2 separate regions of the Homo sapiens genome follow, and region 2 is linked to region 1. A link is an interaction called in ENCODE POLR2A ChIA-PET data of the cell type or tissue named here. Cell type or tissue: GM12878. All regions are shown on one strand. Each heading gives the region's core, and the rest is flanking DNA. Links, peaks and the distances in the headings are about the cores only.

Region 1 (8,627 bases), core at 525-8,524:
TTCTTCCAGAACTGACCTGAAATAGACCTTGGAGATCTCACCAACCACAGTTTTATCTGAATAGTAGAAGCAGCCACAGATAAGATTTTCACAATGAATAGGTTGCCATTGTCAACACTGGCTTATTTTGTTCCATAACACACATACCGATGAGAAGAGAGAGGAAAACACTGATATTGGTCTAAATAAAATCTTAGGTTCAACAGCATCTTCAAATATATTCTTTTATATACTAAATGTGATACCTGGGAGAAGATTAGCTGTGCTCACTTCCTGTACAACAAATCTGAGGCTTGGAAATTTAAGGGACTTGTCTGTGGTCATTCGTTTTTTCTAAGGGGGTCAGAGTCGAGATTCTGTCCCTGAGCAGTGCTCCTGCCTCTCAGCTTGGCTATTCTTTAAATAAAAGATAATTGGTATTCACAAGTTTGCAAATAATTTGAGCTGGGGGCCAGGCTATGTGAGCAATAATTAAAATATAACTGGTGCAGTCACTCTGACACAGTAAAATAAAGAACATGTAGGCTCCTTATTTGGCTGAATGTAATTTGATATAAATAGCAGTTTAATCAACACTCTAGTCAATATCACCTGTATAGAGGTAGCGCATTTGGGAGCAGGGAGACCAGGTTTGCTGGGGGTCAGAAAAAGGAATTTGGTTAGAGTCAGAAATTGCTGTGGGGTAGCTTTGAAGATTGCAGAATCTGACACCCTTGAGGAGGGGAAATGGGGAGAAAGGTGATCACTCAGCTCCCCTTCCATGAATGCCCTTATTGTGGACAAACCACATTTGGGGTGACAAAACTCACCTTTACCAACGTCAGCACTGACTTTGCTGCTTGGGTACTCTTTTATCTTCTCTTCTATTTCATCCCTGTGTGAATATCAAGCCTTGATATCTGCCAGGTTCAACAAGTTCTGGCCATCTTGAGCTCATTCACACTCTCTCCAGGGGTCTGCCAGCCAGCCCCACAGCATCCTGTGCAGACCTCAAACGTCCACCCCCTGCCCTGTCTCTCTTTCTCTCTCTCTCTCTCTCTCTTTCACACACACACACACACACGGGAAGAGTCCCAGGAGAAGAGGTACTGAACAACCCAGCAAACTCTTCTCCCATATCTCAGTTGTTGCTGTGGGTCCTTAGCATCTATTATGCACCGGGTGATGTACATTCTTGGTCTCTAAATCTCACAAACCCCCTCAGCTAGGCAACAGCCCTGCTCATATAGGTGGGCAGAAGTTCAGCTCAGAGTATAAGCCACACCCCCACGTGTCCAACATCACATACCTAAAAAGTGTCAGCATCAGGATTTGAGCTTGGGCCTTGCTGACAACAAATCCCAATTTTTCCCAAGCAAGCAAGCTTGATCTTCCAAAGTAGAAGTCAGGCGCCAGGCTCTTAAAAAGCAGTCAGATTTTCCAGATTGGGAAGGAAAGGCAGTAGCAAGACAGTCCATCTCAAAGGCAAAAATCACCCACTTTCTTTTCCTATATCCTCTAACTTCTCTGTAAACCTAACCACACTGGGCATGCACAGAACTAAGCAGGTGGAGTTTTCAAGAAAGGACCCAAAGCAGCAAATCAGGCTGAAAATGTGAACAGGATCAAAAAAGAGAAACGTCCTGATTGTAGTCATCCTGGTTGCAACTTTGCTCTTTCAGGCTTACTACAAGTTTTCAAATTCTTAATTTTTTTTCTATTCTTAAAATTCCTTTATCCTGTGGAATTTTCTCCTCCCCAGTTCATTGACTCCTCATTTCCTAGCTGTCTCTATCATTTTCTCTCAAAAATGTTAATTCTAGAACCTGACTCCCTGAGTTCAGATTCTGTCTCCAATCCCTAACAGCTGAATGGTAATGTAATATAAACAGCAGTTTATTAAACACTCTAGTCAACATTAGTTGCTGGGGGTCAGAAAAGGGAATTTGGTTAGAGTCAGAAGTTGACCTAGCAAGTTATTTCCAAACTATTGTTTTCCTTTGTATGCAAAACTGAGATGAAGATAATACCTGCCTCAGAGGGTTGTGGTGAGCATAAAAAAATGTCCCCCATTTAGCAAAGAGCCTGGCACATATAGACATTCAACAAACCTAAGCTATCATTTGTATCATTTGTACTTATCTTGACTACTTCAGGAGTTCCAGATCCACTGAGACTAGCATGTAAAAGCATTTTGAAAAAATGATACAAATGTAAACTATCATGATTGTCTTCTCTTTGCAAAATGAGTTGGTGCCTCAAAAGCTTCAAAAGTTTCATAGCTTTGTACCCTGGTGGACTCATTCACAGCTTGCCAGGCTCTGTGAAAGAAGGGAAGGAGACCTGTCACATGGGTAGAAAGGAAACTTCAGATGAGATATCAGAGCTCATGGGAAGGAGAGAAGGGGAAGGGGATTCTCTGATTCCCGCCATCAGGTACTTTCCAAGGCCAGGCTGCTGTGCTGAGTGGGGACTACCATCCTACACTAAAACAGAAGGAAACACACCAACCAGGGCAGAGTATCTTTACAACTAAATGTCATCTGTTCCTAAATACATGCACATCTTTGCACATTTTTTTATTCCTCATTTCCTGTGTAGTATTAGATTTGGCAAGAAGGAGTTTTAGTTTGTAGAAGATACTCACACAGTATAGGAATACAGGTATATATTTTAAAATATTTTTAAAATTAAGAACTATTTTGAAGGACTAGATGGCACTTCCCCTCCTTTCCTATGAACAGGCCTGCTTGGAAGGGATGGTAGGCAGGAGGGTGAAGGCAGGTCTTTGCCGGCAAGGGGCAGTGGCCTGGGACTGACAGGAATTGATTCCTGAGTGTTTTTCAGGTATACAAGCACCCTGACTCCATGTGGCAGGTTAACAAAATGCACACAGGTTCAATGCTATCAGAGTTTATGGCTGAGCAGGCTATCTCACCAAGCATATTTACCATCAGTGCCTGTTACATTTCCTCAGATAACAGTGCAAATATGAGCGGAATCAAGGAGAAGAGGGACTAGCTATGAACAAGAAGGAGCAAGACAAGAAGTGACTAGCTATGGACAAGAAGAGACAAAGACAAGAGGGAGTGGTCACGAACAAGAAGGAAAGGATAGGGAGAGCAGAGAGAGGAGACCAGGAAAGCAGATGGGTGGGGAGCGGAATGATGTCTAGGTACTGTGTGTTTACCCAAGGTCTGGCATGCAACACTTAACAGTGCAGCACCCCGAGAAGGAAAGTGCTATGTGCTGAGCACTTACTATGTTGTTTGACACGGTATTGGGTGTTTTATTATACATTATCTCATTTAACCTTTGCAAGAAACTGATGAGATAAGCTTTACTTTCTCTCAATTTCATTGATGAGGAAAATTCTGAGAGATTAAGTAATCTGCTTAAGGCCACACAGCTAGAAAGTAGCAAAGCTGGATTTAAGCTTAGACCTCCACTACACTACCATGTCTTCTGGATAAGTTTTCTAAATGGTTGAGATTTAACCCTTTGAGGAATATTCACGCACTTAAGGGACATTCACAAATTTATTTTAATCATTTTGTACAGAAGCTCTTCTTCCTTTTTGTTTGTTAATACAAAATAAATAAGTGAGAAACTTCAAACAGTGGAGGGGGTATCAAGTAAAAAGTTCCTCCTTGCTCACCATGAATTCCACTTTCCAGAGGTACTGCTGTTGACAATTTGGTCTACATCCCTTCACATCTTTTCCTATGTTGTTTTTTTTAAATTAATCATATTATGTACATTGATTTGTGACTTTTTCTTCAAACTAATGATATATTGTATATCAGTATATGCAGATCTATTTTTTTTTAGTAACTGCATGAACATTTCACTCCATCAATGAGCCACTTTTATTTACACATTTTCCAAATTATGGACATTTAGGTTGTTTCTGACTTTTAAGTATTATAAGCAATGCTGGCATTAATTACTGAAATGAATATGATTATATAAGTACGTCTTCACATGCGTTCTTTTATTCCAGTAGAATATATATCTCAAAGTGAGTTAAAGGGAATAAACCTTTTCTATTCGAATAGATACTTCAGGAAAGAAATGTATATTCCCATAAATAGCCAGTGACAGTCCCATGTTTCACCACAACCTATTCAAAAGAGGAAAATATCAATCTTTAAATTTTTTTTTGATAAACTACTAAGTGAAATAAATAGCCACTCAGGTGGTTTGAACTTAACATCCTTTTGGTTACCGGGGGAGAGGCCAAGACCTGGTTGAGGGGCAGATGCTTGGGGTTTCCCAAAGTCATTCACCCAGGTTAGTGACTCATGTCTCCACACACTAATCTCAGAGCACATGCAAATTTAGGCATGACCAGAACACACACATTCATTCATTTATTGAGTACACACTCTGAGCCAGTCATTAGTAGAAAATAAGAGATACAGGTCCCTGCACTCTTGGAACTTGTGCTCCTGGTAGGAGAGTCAATGATAAACAAGTAAACACACAGACAAAGTAGTTCCTGTCATGGATGAGTTTTAAAGCATTGATCAGAAACTACGAGAGCATTGAATATTAAATCTTACTCCTGTACAATAAGGGACTAAAACAGACACATGTATCCAAATGCTCCTGATAGTTCTTCTTGGTTGTTTCAAGTTCTAAATCAAGCCCAAAATCTAAATCATCATCCTTCCATACAAACTTGGGCCTCTCCCACATTTCCCATCTCAGTGAATGGAAAAGACCAAAAACTAGGAAGGAATCATCCTGGTATCTTTTTTTCCTTTGCTCTTCATATACAGTCTGACATGGTTTGGCTGTGTCCCCACCCAAATCTCATCTTGAATTGTAGTTCCCATAATCCATATGTGTTGTTGGAGGGACCAGGTGGAGATAATTGAATCTTGGGGTGGTTTCCCCATTCTATTTTCATGATAGTGAGTTCTCACAAGATCCAGTGGTTTTATAAGGAGCTTCCCCCTTCACTGGGCAATCATTTCTCCTGCCACCATGTGAAGAAGGACATGTTTGCTTCCCCTTCTGCCATGATTATAAGTTTCCTGAGGCCTCCCCAGCCCTGCAGAACTGTAAGTGAATTAAACCTCTTTCCTTTATAAATTATGCAATCTCAGGCAGTTCTTTATAGCAGCATGAGAACGGACTAATACACAGTCTACAATCAGATTGGGCTTATTTATCGCCGAAATATTTCCAGAATCTCTCTCTCTCTCCAATTTCACTACTATCCTAGCACAAGCTACTATTATGTCCAGCCTCCATATCACCTGTGCTTACCTAGTACTGTACTCATGCATGCTCTGGTTCCCCCTGCTAGGTGGATTCCACATTGCTGTTAGTCTCCCAATTCCTCCTCCTTAAAAACCTCTAACAGCTGTCCATTTCTGTTAAGATAAACACAAAACTTCCTACCATGACCCATGCAGCCATGCACATCTGGTCCTACCCACTTCTCTGGCCTCAACTCCACCACTCTTCCTGTGGCTTCCTTCACTCAGTCCCGCTAACATTCTTCTCATCTCTCATACACACTAAGCTCCTATCCAGCAGTCTTGCAGATGCTATTACTTTGGTTTGAATTCATCGTTCCTCAGTACTCATGCATCATCCCTTCAGGGAGGGTCTTCTGACTGAGCAAAATCCATCTACTAAGTGCTCTTGTGGTACCTTGTATCCTTCTTTCCTGGCCTTGTCACAGTTGTATTTCTACATTCACTTGAATTCCCTTTAGACAATAAGCACCACGGGGGCCAGGGCCATGATGGCTTTTGTTTGCCAGCACGAGGTCTTGCACCAAGTGCACATTAAACATTTGCTAAACAAAAGAACAGATACATTCATGCAAGATAGACTAAATTGCTTGGAACAAATTTTAAGTGCCCTAAAAGTTCAAAAAAATGGTTAACATTAACCATGTCTAGTACAGCCAGACAAAAAGCAAGAAAGAAGGGTGTGTGTTGAGGAGAAAGGTTATACAATAAGACCATGCCTGTATCTGGGGGGACAAGGCTTCCCAAAGTAGTGAGCCCAGAATTAGTTGGCCTTGAATTTCAAACAAAGAGCTTTAGCCCAGTCTCATAAGCTATAGGGATCTAATGGAGCTTCTTTGGATGGAAGATTAAAATGAAAGTGGGAATGATTAACTCAGGTAGGTTTAACCTATCATCTGCATAGAGAATGGTTGGAAGTAGACAGAAGTAGCAGGACTAGAGGCAAGAAGATGCTTAAAGTAGGCTAGTATAAGAATTGTCACCCAAAATAGAAAAGAAGGGGCAGATCCTGGGACTAAGTAACAGAACTCAGTGATTACCTGGTTATGAGAAATAAAGAAAGTGTCAAAATTGCTTTCCTCTGATCCCTCCTTATCTCAAGAGTTGCAGATTGGGAGATCTAGAAAGAACTGGGGACATGGCCAGAGTCTTCTCAATTCTTTATTTTATTTTATTTATTTATTTTTGAGAAGGGGTCTCTTTTGCCCAGGCTGGAGTGAAATGGCGCGATCTCGGCTCACTGCAACCTCCGCCCCACCGGGTTCAATTGATTCTCCTGCCTCAGCCTCCCGAGTAGCTTGGATTACAGGCATCTGCCACCACGCTGGGCTAATTTTTGTATTTTTTGTAGAGAAGGGGTTTCGCCATGTTGGCCAGGCTGGTCTTGAACTCCTGACTTCAAATGATCCACCTGCCTTGGCCTCCCAAAGTGTTAGGATTACAGGCGTGAGCCACCGTGCCCGGCCAGAGTCTTCTCAATTCTTAAAACACACAATTTTATTTTCCACCAAGGACTTCAGATAATGAAATAAATTATTATGGTAAAAGAAACCCAGGTAGACTGTACACTAATCACCCAACGGCTTGTTTCACTGCATTGTTGTTGGGGCAAGATGTTTAAACATTAGCATTTAGTTAGACATCCAGGAAGCAGACACCTGTTTCTATTTCTGTATACTAGAATTCAATTAAACAAGACAAACTATCATCAGAGTGAACAGGCAGCCTACAGAATGGGAGAAAATTTTGCAATCTATCCATCTGACAAAGGGCTAATATCCAGAATCTACAAAGAACTTAAACAAATTTACAAGAAAAAAGCAAACAACCCCATCAAAAAATGGGCAAAGGATATGAACAGACACTTCTCCAAAGAAGACATTTATGCAGCCAACAGACATATGAAAAAATACTCATCATCACTGGTCACTAGAGAAAAGCAAATCAAATCCACAATGAGATACCATCTCATGCCAGTTAGAATGGTGATCATTAAAAGTCAGGAAACAACAGATGCGGGAGAGGTTGTGGAAAAATAGGAACGCTTTTACACTGTTGGTGGGAGTGTAAATTAGTTCAACCATTGTGGAAGACAGTATGGTGATTCCTCAAGGATCTAGAACTAGAAATACCATTTGACCCAGCCATCCCACTACTGGGCATATATCCAAAGGATTATAAATCATTCTACGATAGAGACACATGCACACATATGTCTATTGCAGCACTATTCACAAGAGCAAAGACTTGGAACCAACCCAAATGTCCATCAATGATAGACTGGATTAAGAAAATGTGGCACATATACACCATGGAATACTATGCATCCATAAAAAGGATGAGTTCATGTCCTTTGCAGGGACATTGATGAAGCTGGGAACCATCATTCTCAGCAAACTATCACAAGGACAAAAAACCAAATACCGCATGTTCTCACTCATAAGTGGGAGTTGAATAATGAGAACACATGGACACAGGGAGGGGAACATCACACACCAGGGCCTGTTGGGGTGGGGGGGGGGTAGGGGAGGGATAACATTAGGAGAAATACCTAATGTAGGTGATGGGTTGATGGGTGCAGCAAACCACTATGGCACGTGTATACCTATGTAACAAAAGTGCACGTTCTGCACATGTAACCCAGTATAATTAAAACAAACAAACAAACAAACAAAAAACCTGCTCCACAGTATGAAATAGGAGAGAGAGCAATGGAGAAAGGGTGAAGACACCAGGGTTCTGGTCCCAGTTCTCAAACTAACTCCACTCTGTCAACCTGAGACACATGACTTGGGTCCAGATTTCCTTATCTGTAAAACTGGCTGGGAGGGGAAGATAAAGGCTGGGAGTGATTTCTACCTGTGTTCAACAGAGCTCTGGGATTCTGGGGAGGTATTCAGGAGCTCCCAAGGAGACAAGGGAGCAGCTGAGTGGACAGTCTCCCATCCATCACCCATACCCCCTCACCCTGAGATATATCAGGGAACTTTGTAAGATTTCATTAAGTCTACGGTATGGTCCATACGTCCACCCCCACCACCCAGGAAAAATTACTGTTCTAGATGCTGTCTCTCTAAGGATATTCTTACTTAGGGGTCGGTTGTCTGATTTCCCAAAGAATGATAATACAAGTTGATAGCTGTGTGGATCTGCAAGTTAACACCACACTGTGATGTTAAAAAAAATTCACTAAAGCAGAAATGACACACATCCTTTTAGAGTTTGGGGGATCGGCAGGGACACTAAACTTTCATTCTGAGAATAAACTTTGACATTGGATGAAGGCAACTAGAGCTATTAGCCAACAATGGTACTTACTTTAGCCTTATTTTAATGTTTTAAGGAGCAGATATTCACATATCACTTGTGATATTGTTA
Region 2 (8,627 bases), core at 479-8,478, 59 kb after region 1:
ACATCTGAAGGCTATACTTATCCCTAGTACAATGGTACTTTTTCTAAAATGCATACACCCTAATGCTTACCCTTTTGACAATTTTTTCCTGAACCTACCTTTTAATATAAGCAAATTCAGTCTTCAATTCAAATAAGTGTATTTTGCTGCTGAAGCCACCATGTGATTTTGAGAGATAGTGAAGACAGACAGTCTTCTGCATTCACTTGTAGAATCCTGAAAATACCTCTTGGTGTCCCTTGCCTTTCTGACTTCTTGCTTGAAGACATCTAGACAAAAATGTGTCCCTGGGTCCTAGTTTCTGGGTTCAGAAATTGATCGAATGCAAGAAAACAATACACATTGCCTCTTCCTTAGCATGCATGAATGGTAGGTGTGAATTTGCATCATGAGAAAGTAAATAAAAGAAGATTCCCCAGGGCAGCTAGGGAGGCAGAAAAAGCCAGCCTAGGATGGGAGTGGAGGACATGTTAGAGGTTATGAGAGTGAGGGTCCATCCTACCCCACCTCGGTAACTCACTGGTATGGTATAAATGCAAAATTTTGGCTCACACAAAGAAAAATACTCAACTTCTAATGCTTAACTATGTAAAATTTGCTTTTAAAGTACAAGTTAAAATTGTATCGCCCCTCAAAGAAACAAGAAACTCATTACATTTCTAAGAATGTTCCTTCAGAAACATGGAACTGAAAGCTATTTTTAAAAATTGATCTGGCCCTTAGAAAACTGGGGCCTTTTCTTTAATTTACCTAAGGAATTGACATAAAAGTCTAGGGTTCTGCACCAGAAAAATGCAGAAAGTGTCAAAATAAAAGGCAGAAATACAAAAGGAGACTTTTTGCAGCAACGTTCTATGTATAGCATTGATTCCAAGGGTGCAACATAGGGAAGTGAACATGTGGACTGTGAAATTGATGCTAATTTTCTTTCCCACTAGTCTAGCAGCCCTCTAAAATGTCACATTATTAATTTAGTTACTTTACCAGAAATCCGTGTATGTGGTTAGCATGTGTGTTTTTTTTTAATTAACAGACTTTACTTATTTTTAGAACAGTTTTAGATTTTCAAAAAATTGAGCACATAGTACGAGAATTCCCATCTACTCCCTTTGTGGAACACAATTTCCCCTATTTTTACCATCTTGCATTAGTGTGATGTATTTCTTACGATCAAGCCATTGTTGCTTCATTATTATTATTATTTAAAGCCCATAATTTACATTAAGTTTCTCTCTTTGGGTTGTACAGTTCTATGGATTTTGACAAATACACAATGTCATGTATCCACCATTATAGTATCATACAGAATAGCTTCACTGCCCTAAGAATCCCCTGTGCTCTGCCTGTTGACCCTTCCCACCCCTCCCCAACCCCTGGAAACCACTGATCTTTTTACTGTCTCCACAGTTTTGCCTTTTCCAGAATGTTCTATCTTTGGAATCATACAGTATGTACCCTTTTCAGATTGACTTCTTTCATTAAGCAATATGAATTTAAGTTTTCTCCATGTCTTTTCACATCTTGATGGCTCATTTCTATTTATTACCACATAATATTCCATTGTCTGGATATACCACAGCTTTACCAACTGAGGGGCATCTTAGTTGCTAATTATGAATAAAGTGGCTATACATATTCACGTGTAGGTTTTGTGTGGACATAAGTCTTCAATTCAATTGAGTAAATATACCTAGAAGTGTGACTGCTGGATCATATGGTAAGAGTATATTTACTTTTTTAAGAAACTGCTAAACTATATCCCAAAGTAGTTTTACCATTTTGCATTCTTTTCTTTATTTTTTTTTTATTATACTTTAAGTTTTAGGGTATGTGTGCACAATGTGCAGGTTAGTTACATATGTATACATGTGCCATGTTGGTGTGCTGCACCCATTAACTCATCATTTAGCATTAGGAGGTAAATCTCCTAATGCTATCCCTCCCCCCTCCCCCCACCCCACAACAGTCCCCAGAGTGTGATGTTCCCCTTCCTGTGTCCATGTGTTCTCATTGTTCAACTCCTATCTATGAGTGAGAACATGCGGTGTTTGGTTTTTTGTCCTTGCGGTAGTTTACTGAGAATGATGATTTCCAATTTCATCCATGTCCCTACAAAGGACATGAACTCATCATTTTTTATGGCTGCATAGTATTCCATGGTGTATATGTGCCATATTTTCTTAATCCAGTCTATCATTGTTGGACATTTGGGTTGGTTCCAAGTCTTTGCTATTGTGAATAGTGCCACAATAAACATACGTGTGCATGTGTCTTTATAGCAGCATGATTTATAGTCCTTTGGGTATATACCCAGTAATGGGATGGCTGGGTCAAATGGTATTTCTAGTTCTAGATCCCTGAGGAATCGCCACACTGACTTCCACAATGGTTGAACTAGTTTACAGTCCCACCAACAGTGTAAAAGTGTTCCTATTTCTCCACATTCTCTCCAGCACCTGTTGTTTCCTGACTTTTTAATGATTGCCATTCTAACTGGTGTGAGATGGTATCTCATTGTGGTTTTGATTTGCATTTGTCTGATGGCCAGTGATGGTGAGCATTTTTTCATGTGTCTTTTGGCTGCATAAATGTCTTCTTTTGAGAAGTGTCTGTTCATATCCCTTGCCCACTTTTTGATGGGGTTGTTTGTTTTTTTCTTGTAAATTTGTTTGAGTTCATTGTAGATTCTGGATATTAGCCCTTTGTCAGATGAGTAGGTTGCAAAAATTTTTTCCCATTTTGTAGGTTGCCTGTTCACTCTGATGGTATTTTCTTTTGCTGTGCAGAAGCTCTTTAGTTTAATTAGATCCCATTTGTCAATTTTGGCTTTGGTTGCCATTGCTTTTGGTGTTTTAGACATGAAGTCCTTGCCCATGCCTATGTCCTGAATGGTAATGTCTAGGTTTTCTTCTAGGGTTTTTATGGTTTTAGGTCTAATGTTTAAGTCTTTAATCCATCTTGAATTGATTTTTGTATAAGGTGTAAGGAAGGGATCCAGTTTCAGCTTTCTGCATATGGCTAGCCAGTTTTCCCAGCACCATTTATTAAACAGGGAATCCTTTCCCCATTGCTTGTTTTTCTCAGGTTTGTCAAAGATCAGATAGTTGTAGATATGCGGCCTTATTTCTGAGGGCTCTGTCACTATACATCTACTAGAATGGGTAAAATCCAAAAATCTGACAATACCAAATGCTGCTGAGGATGTGGAGCAACAGGAAGCCTCATTGCTCCACATCCTCAGCAGCATTTGGTATTGTCAGATTTTTGGATTTTAGCCATTCTACTAGATGTGTAGTGGTATCTTACTGTTTTAATTTGCAATTCTCTAATGAGGTATGATGCTGACCACCTTTTCATATGCTTATTTGCTGTCCGTGTACCTTCTTTGGTGAGGTATATGTTCAGATCTTTTGCTCCTTATTAAATTGGGCTGTTTGTTCTTTTATCTTTGAGTTATAAGAGTTCATTGTGTATTTTGGATACCAGCCCTTTATCAGATATATCTTTTGCAAATATTTTTTCCCCAATCTTTGGCGTGTCTTTTTATTCATATAATGGTTGATACATGTTTCTGCTTTAAGGAGGAAGGGTTTTAAAAATACAATTTACAGTAGCAGTAAAAATAAAAATTTATTGCAAATGTCTTATGTTCACTCTCAGGTGATGTCAGGGAACTATGGACCCAGCAGGGTTTAATTAAAGGGGAGTGTCAAGTCCTGGGGGCTGTGGTTGACAATCCTCCTTTATTGGCAATTGTGCAGCAGGGCTGGGAGTAAGAAGACAACCCAGTCCTGAGCTGCATCACTTCTAAATTAAGAATAATTCAGGAACTGTGTTTACGGTGAAATCCTGGCCCTTCTCACATAGATTATATTATGCATAGGATATGAATTTCTGTCCATGAATCCAAGTATATATGAAATCATCACTTTGAAAATTTCCTTTAACTCAACTTAATCCCACTGGTGAGCCTCAATCCTGCCAGTTGAAAAAGAGACTGTAACTGGGTCATGCAGGAGTCTCCTTCCTTTCCTGCAGCCCAGTCAGAATTCAAGAAGTTCACCTGGTAACTGGAAAATGATGGAAGGGCCTCAAGTCCCTAGTCTGTCCTGGTTGCCATTGGCACCCTTACTATCTGAGCCCATAGTGGTCTGTGAAGTCCGGCAGCTCCCTGCCCCCATGCCACAGTGGGGAATGAGAATATCTACTGATGCTGGGCCCCATGAGCAAAGCATGCTGCCTTTCTAGGCATGAGCCATCACACCTGAGGTTGCTACCCCCTCGGGAGCACTGATGGAGGGGCAGTTGGGTTTCTACTGCTCACAGGACCCAGACAACCATCCCCTGCCCTCCCTTCTTCTTGCACTTCAAAAGCACTCTCTTCCTCTCTTTTCACCTCTAAGCCACCGGTATCATCTCTTCCATGGGCTTTCACAAAAGTCTGGATGAACCTTTGAACTTGTATCTCTTCTGCTTTCCCCCTTGCATCAAGAAAGCTTAGAAAACAAACACTAATTAACGTTTCAATAAATAATGCTGCTCTAATTATTTGTGGAAACTATTCTGTATTAGAACTACCATCAGCACCGCCTCCTAGAGTGCTTTTAGACTTGACCACTGGCCGCAGGAGGCCACTTCCATATAACAACAAACAGATGGCTGAAATTGGAAAACTCAGCTAAATGTTCAGATGTTTCTAGACTCCCACGGGTTTCTGGCTCTGGCACATGGAGTAGATCCTGACTGTGTGGTCCTCAGGGGACTCTCTCTGGTGAAGTTTGGTGAGGTCAACTTCCACACCCACACACACCAGCTACTGTGTGTAGCCTGTCCTCCTCTGGTTGCTTCTACTTGCAGCCTTGGCCTCTTCAGTCCTGAGAGCGTTGGAGAATGAGGCAGTGGAGGAAGCAGCCCCACACAGAAAGCAGTTTCTGAAGTAACCTCAGCAACTTCCTCCTCACCAAACACAAGGAACTGATCTTCTCCACTGGGCTCGGCCTCTGGTCAGCCAAGGACAACACTGTTGACCACCATCACGGTTGGCCCCACTCCACCCTTGGCTCTGATGACATATGTGGGAGTCAGAGGAATTTTGATTGGCTGACTGCTGGCCTGTCACACAAACAAGATGGGGCAAGGGGGTTGCGATATGACTTGACATGTGAAAAAAAAAAAAGCCGTGGTCAGCAACCCCCTGCAACTGTTGAAAGGCTAATTCAATCTCTGACTCTTTAACAAAAGTGATCTTGTTCACTGCCTGTTCTGCCCTGAGAGCCTTCTCTGCTAGGAGGTAGGTTGACTGACTCAGGGAGAAGGGTGCTGGTGGCAGAGCTGCCAATGGGTGAGGGTCCTAGAGACTATCGACATGAGGGGCAGTTGAGAACACTGTAGTATTTAGCTGAGAGGAGAGACTATTAATAAAATTTACAAAATCAGCTTTCAGCTATTTGGAAGGGTTTATATAAAAGGATAAAATAATATGTTCTGGTAGTTCTAGAAAACAGGACAGAGACAAGTAGCTGGTACTTATGGATTGGAGGAGTGAGTGGCAGTAGTTTGGGGATTATTTATAAAAAAGACATTTTTCTGTTAACTCTCTTTTCTAATAGTGAATTTCCCAACCTGACAAGTAAGAAAGCACAGGCTAGACACGCATCTGTCATGACACTGAAGGGGTCCTTGCTTGAGTGAGAGACTGGAATGATGAGTTTTGAGGTCCCTTACAGTCCAGCAACTCTAGCTAAGTTGGAGAATAAGAGAATTCCATGACACCATATCACCCCCTCATTTCTGCTGCCTGCCTCACCATTCATCTCTCTTTACTCCTTTTAATATCATTCTACGTTACAGCATTGGAGGAGGCTGCTCTAAATAGGAACTGAAATAAGTAGATTAAAGAAGTGCTATGGAAGGGAAAACAATAAAACAACTTGTTTTTTAAGAGCCTACTATTGCCAGGATCTGTGCTAAGCACCATATATATGCCATGTTATTTAACCGTCATGACATGCCTATGAGATATTTAGTATTACTTCTGTGAGGAAGCCAAAGCTCAGAGAGGTTAAATAACTGCCCCAAGAACACACAGGCATTAAGTAGTGGAGCAGGGTTTGAACACAGGTCTCTATGACTCCAAAGTGCAGTGTGATATGTTATTTTTACTGATCTGTTTATGGAAAATGATACTGCTTTCTAATTTAGTATTAACACAAAGATTTTTTTCTAAATAGATTTACTTAAAGTATGTTATAAAAATACTATATAAATAATGAAACAGATTTTACATGAGTATGAAGTGGTACTAGTAGCTAGAATGATGAAAGTTTGGGGAATACTACTCCAAATATTTTGATAGCTAGCCTTTCAATTTAGCCTGTCTTATATTTGGACTGCTGAGTACAAGGAAAAGAAGGAAACATGAAAATTAAGTGAAATATGAGTTACTTCCCCTGTGCTCTGATAGGTGGGTAATTGATCATATGTCACAATAAGAAAATCAAATGAACCCTTTCAAACAACAGCAAAATCTGTGATTGTAAAATCCAGAGGAAAACCCCAGGTGGGATCTATCTGTATGAAGGATGAAATTTCCAAGGTCTGAACATAGAATGGCTGAGAGGAAGTGATGACCCTGTGAGTCAAGACCCTGGACCCTGGGGGAGCCCTGTGGGTTTGAGAAGCCCTGGGTGAAAGGTGAAGGGTTTTACAGGCCTGTTTACAGACCTCTGTAGTGACAGAAGGGAGATCTTTGTGCAAAGGTCAAAGTAAGAATTGGGAAAGTCTGAAAAGAAAACAGGAAAGTAATAATGAAGATGAAATAACTACTTGGCATACTCTGCCACATGATTTACAGGCAAGGTTTCCTTTGTTTTTCACAACAATGCAGCAAAGAAGTGATTATGAGTCACATTTCATAAGTGAGAAGACTGACATTCAAACATGTTCAATAACTGGCCCAGGGTCCAGTGGTCAAGCCAGGACTGGACTTCGGACCACCAGTTCCAAACCCACACCCCTTCCCTTGCACCACACGCTTTTGTGTGGATGAGCCTCCCCAACCCTGTCAACAACAAACTGTCACTTTGTCACTTTTAATGTCTCCTGCTTCACAGGACACAGCTAGCCTCCAAGAGATCAGGGAGGCATGCCCAGAGGGTGCTGCTTCTCTCTTTTGAAGCTCAAGTGCCACAGACCTCAGAGGCACATAAATGTCCCCCACACTGAGCAGAGGACTTTGCAGTGCCTGATCAGGGCAGAAAAAGGAGGCATGCACCTGGGGGAGGATCACATACGAGTGAAACCTGTCCCCGCTGAAGCACTAGGTTTGGAGAAATCTACTGGGCATTTACACACCTTTCCCACTTCTGCTTATGACTTGTAGCCAAACTCAAGAGTACCACCCACTTCCAGGAATAGTGTACCAAGGTAACAGAAACATTCTAGATTCATACAATTGGGGTTAGATTAGGATCATCTGAAAATGAAGGTTGTGTATGTCAATTGCCTTCTAACAGGATGGGTGGAGAGATGTACTTAATGAATGATTTTGGGGAAGGGCTAGAAGTGAAGCACATGGCCTCTCTGCCCTCACTCATTGAAGGCTGTCTTCTGAAGCCCCGTGGAGCTCAGTGCCTGTCACATGGTTGCCCACATTTGTTGAACTGAACTGCATTTTCATCTATGGGCTTCAAAGGCTGTGTGTACTCTGGGATCTCTGGGAATCTGTCAGGGAAGGTGTCTTTGTCATGTTTGTGGATGGGGCTCCCTTTGGGGGTTTCCCAGGGCTTTACACTCATGCTCCGAGGGTACGTTTGTAGTCATTCTCATCAGTGGAAATGCCCACCTGCCGGCAGAAGTTATTTGGAACCAAGCAAGAGCACTGTCCCTGGCTGTGGTGTTGTTTCTCTAGTCAGTTCCCCTTTCTGTATTTGAGTTCTACCGTCAGTCCTGGCATTATTTCTCTCTCTACAAGGAGCCTTAGGAGGTACGGGGAGCTCGCAAATACTCCTTTTGGTTTATTCTTACCACCTTGCTTCTGTGTTCCTTGGGAATGCTGCTGTGCTTATGCATCTGGTCTCTTTTTGGAGCTACAGTGGACAGGCATTTGTGACAGGTATGTTTGTGGAGGCTCAGACGCCTAGGGAGTGGCATGAGATAAAGCTGCAAGCTGCATCTGGGGCAGAAATGCTGATGTGCTAATGGCCGGCCAGAGAATGAGTAAAAGGGATTGCAGAGAGCATGCTTAAAACCTCTGACCATCAGGTTTGCTTCTCAGATTGACTACATTGGAGGTGGGATATTACAAAAATCTGTCTCTTCCTGCCAGATCCCTTCATCTGTTTTTCGTGAGCTAAGAGACAAAATAGGCAGGAAATAGAAGGTGCCACTTACCAAATAATTGGCAGCTGTTCTTGGCTTTGGGGTGCTGGGGTCTCCGAGCAGCCTCTGCTCTAGAAGAAGCAGTCCAAAGATGTCAGCTCGCCTCGCCTGAGTCCCCTGTGCCAGTGGGAAATCCAGAGAAGGGGGATTTCCTCCTCTTGCAGCCTCTCTGCAATGGACTTACTTGGCTTTCCTGTTTGACCTTTCCCTTCTCTGGTCCAGAGACCCTTCCCCAATATTTCTTCCCA

What was found. ChIA-PET counts read pairs that join two places held together with the same protein. Peaks named below come from ENCODE experiments on the same cell type or tissue, not always from the same donor. Only the 100,000 strongest peaks of a DNase experiment are listed, where the experiment ranks them.
Region 2: POLR2A ChIA-PET joins it to region 1 with 14 read pairs; 4 of 35 experiments call an interaction of 5 or more read pairs at or near these places.

Annotation. Positions count from the first base shown.
Region 1 is chr3:122,010,634-122,019,260 of GRCh38, forward strand. All of the region lies in intron 1 of ILDR1 (immunoglobulin like domain containing receptor 1), which reads right to left. Among named protein-coding and RNA genes, the nearest start is that of ILDR1, 7.3 kb to the right of the region's middle. RefSeq lists enhancers at 2,212-2,261, 4,121-4,170. In GM12878, for the core only: a CTCF peak has its summit at 2,871; DNase peaks (open chromatin) are centred at 2,374 and 4,328; H3K4me3 peaks cover 471 bases; H3K27ac peaks cover 4,566 bases.
Region 2 is chr3:122,069,933-122,078,559 of GRCh38, forward strand. All of the region lies in intron 1 of CD86 (CD86 molecule), which reads left to right. Among named protein-coding and RNA genes, the nearest start is that of CD86, 19 kb to the left of the region's middle. RefSeq lists enhancers at 4,764-5,103, 7,717-7,896. In GM12878, for the core only: no CTCF peak of the experiment used is centred there; DNase peaks (open chromatin) are centred at 5,059 and 7,855; H3K4me3 peaks cover 5,354 bases; H3K27ac peaks cover 4,569 bases.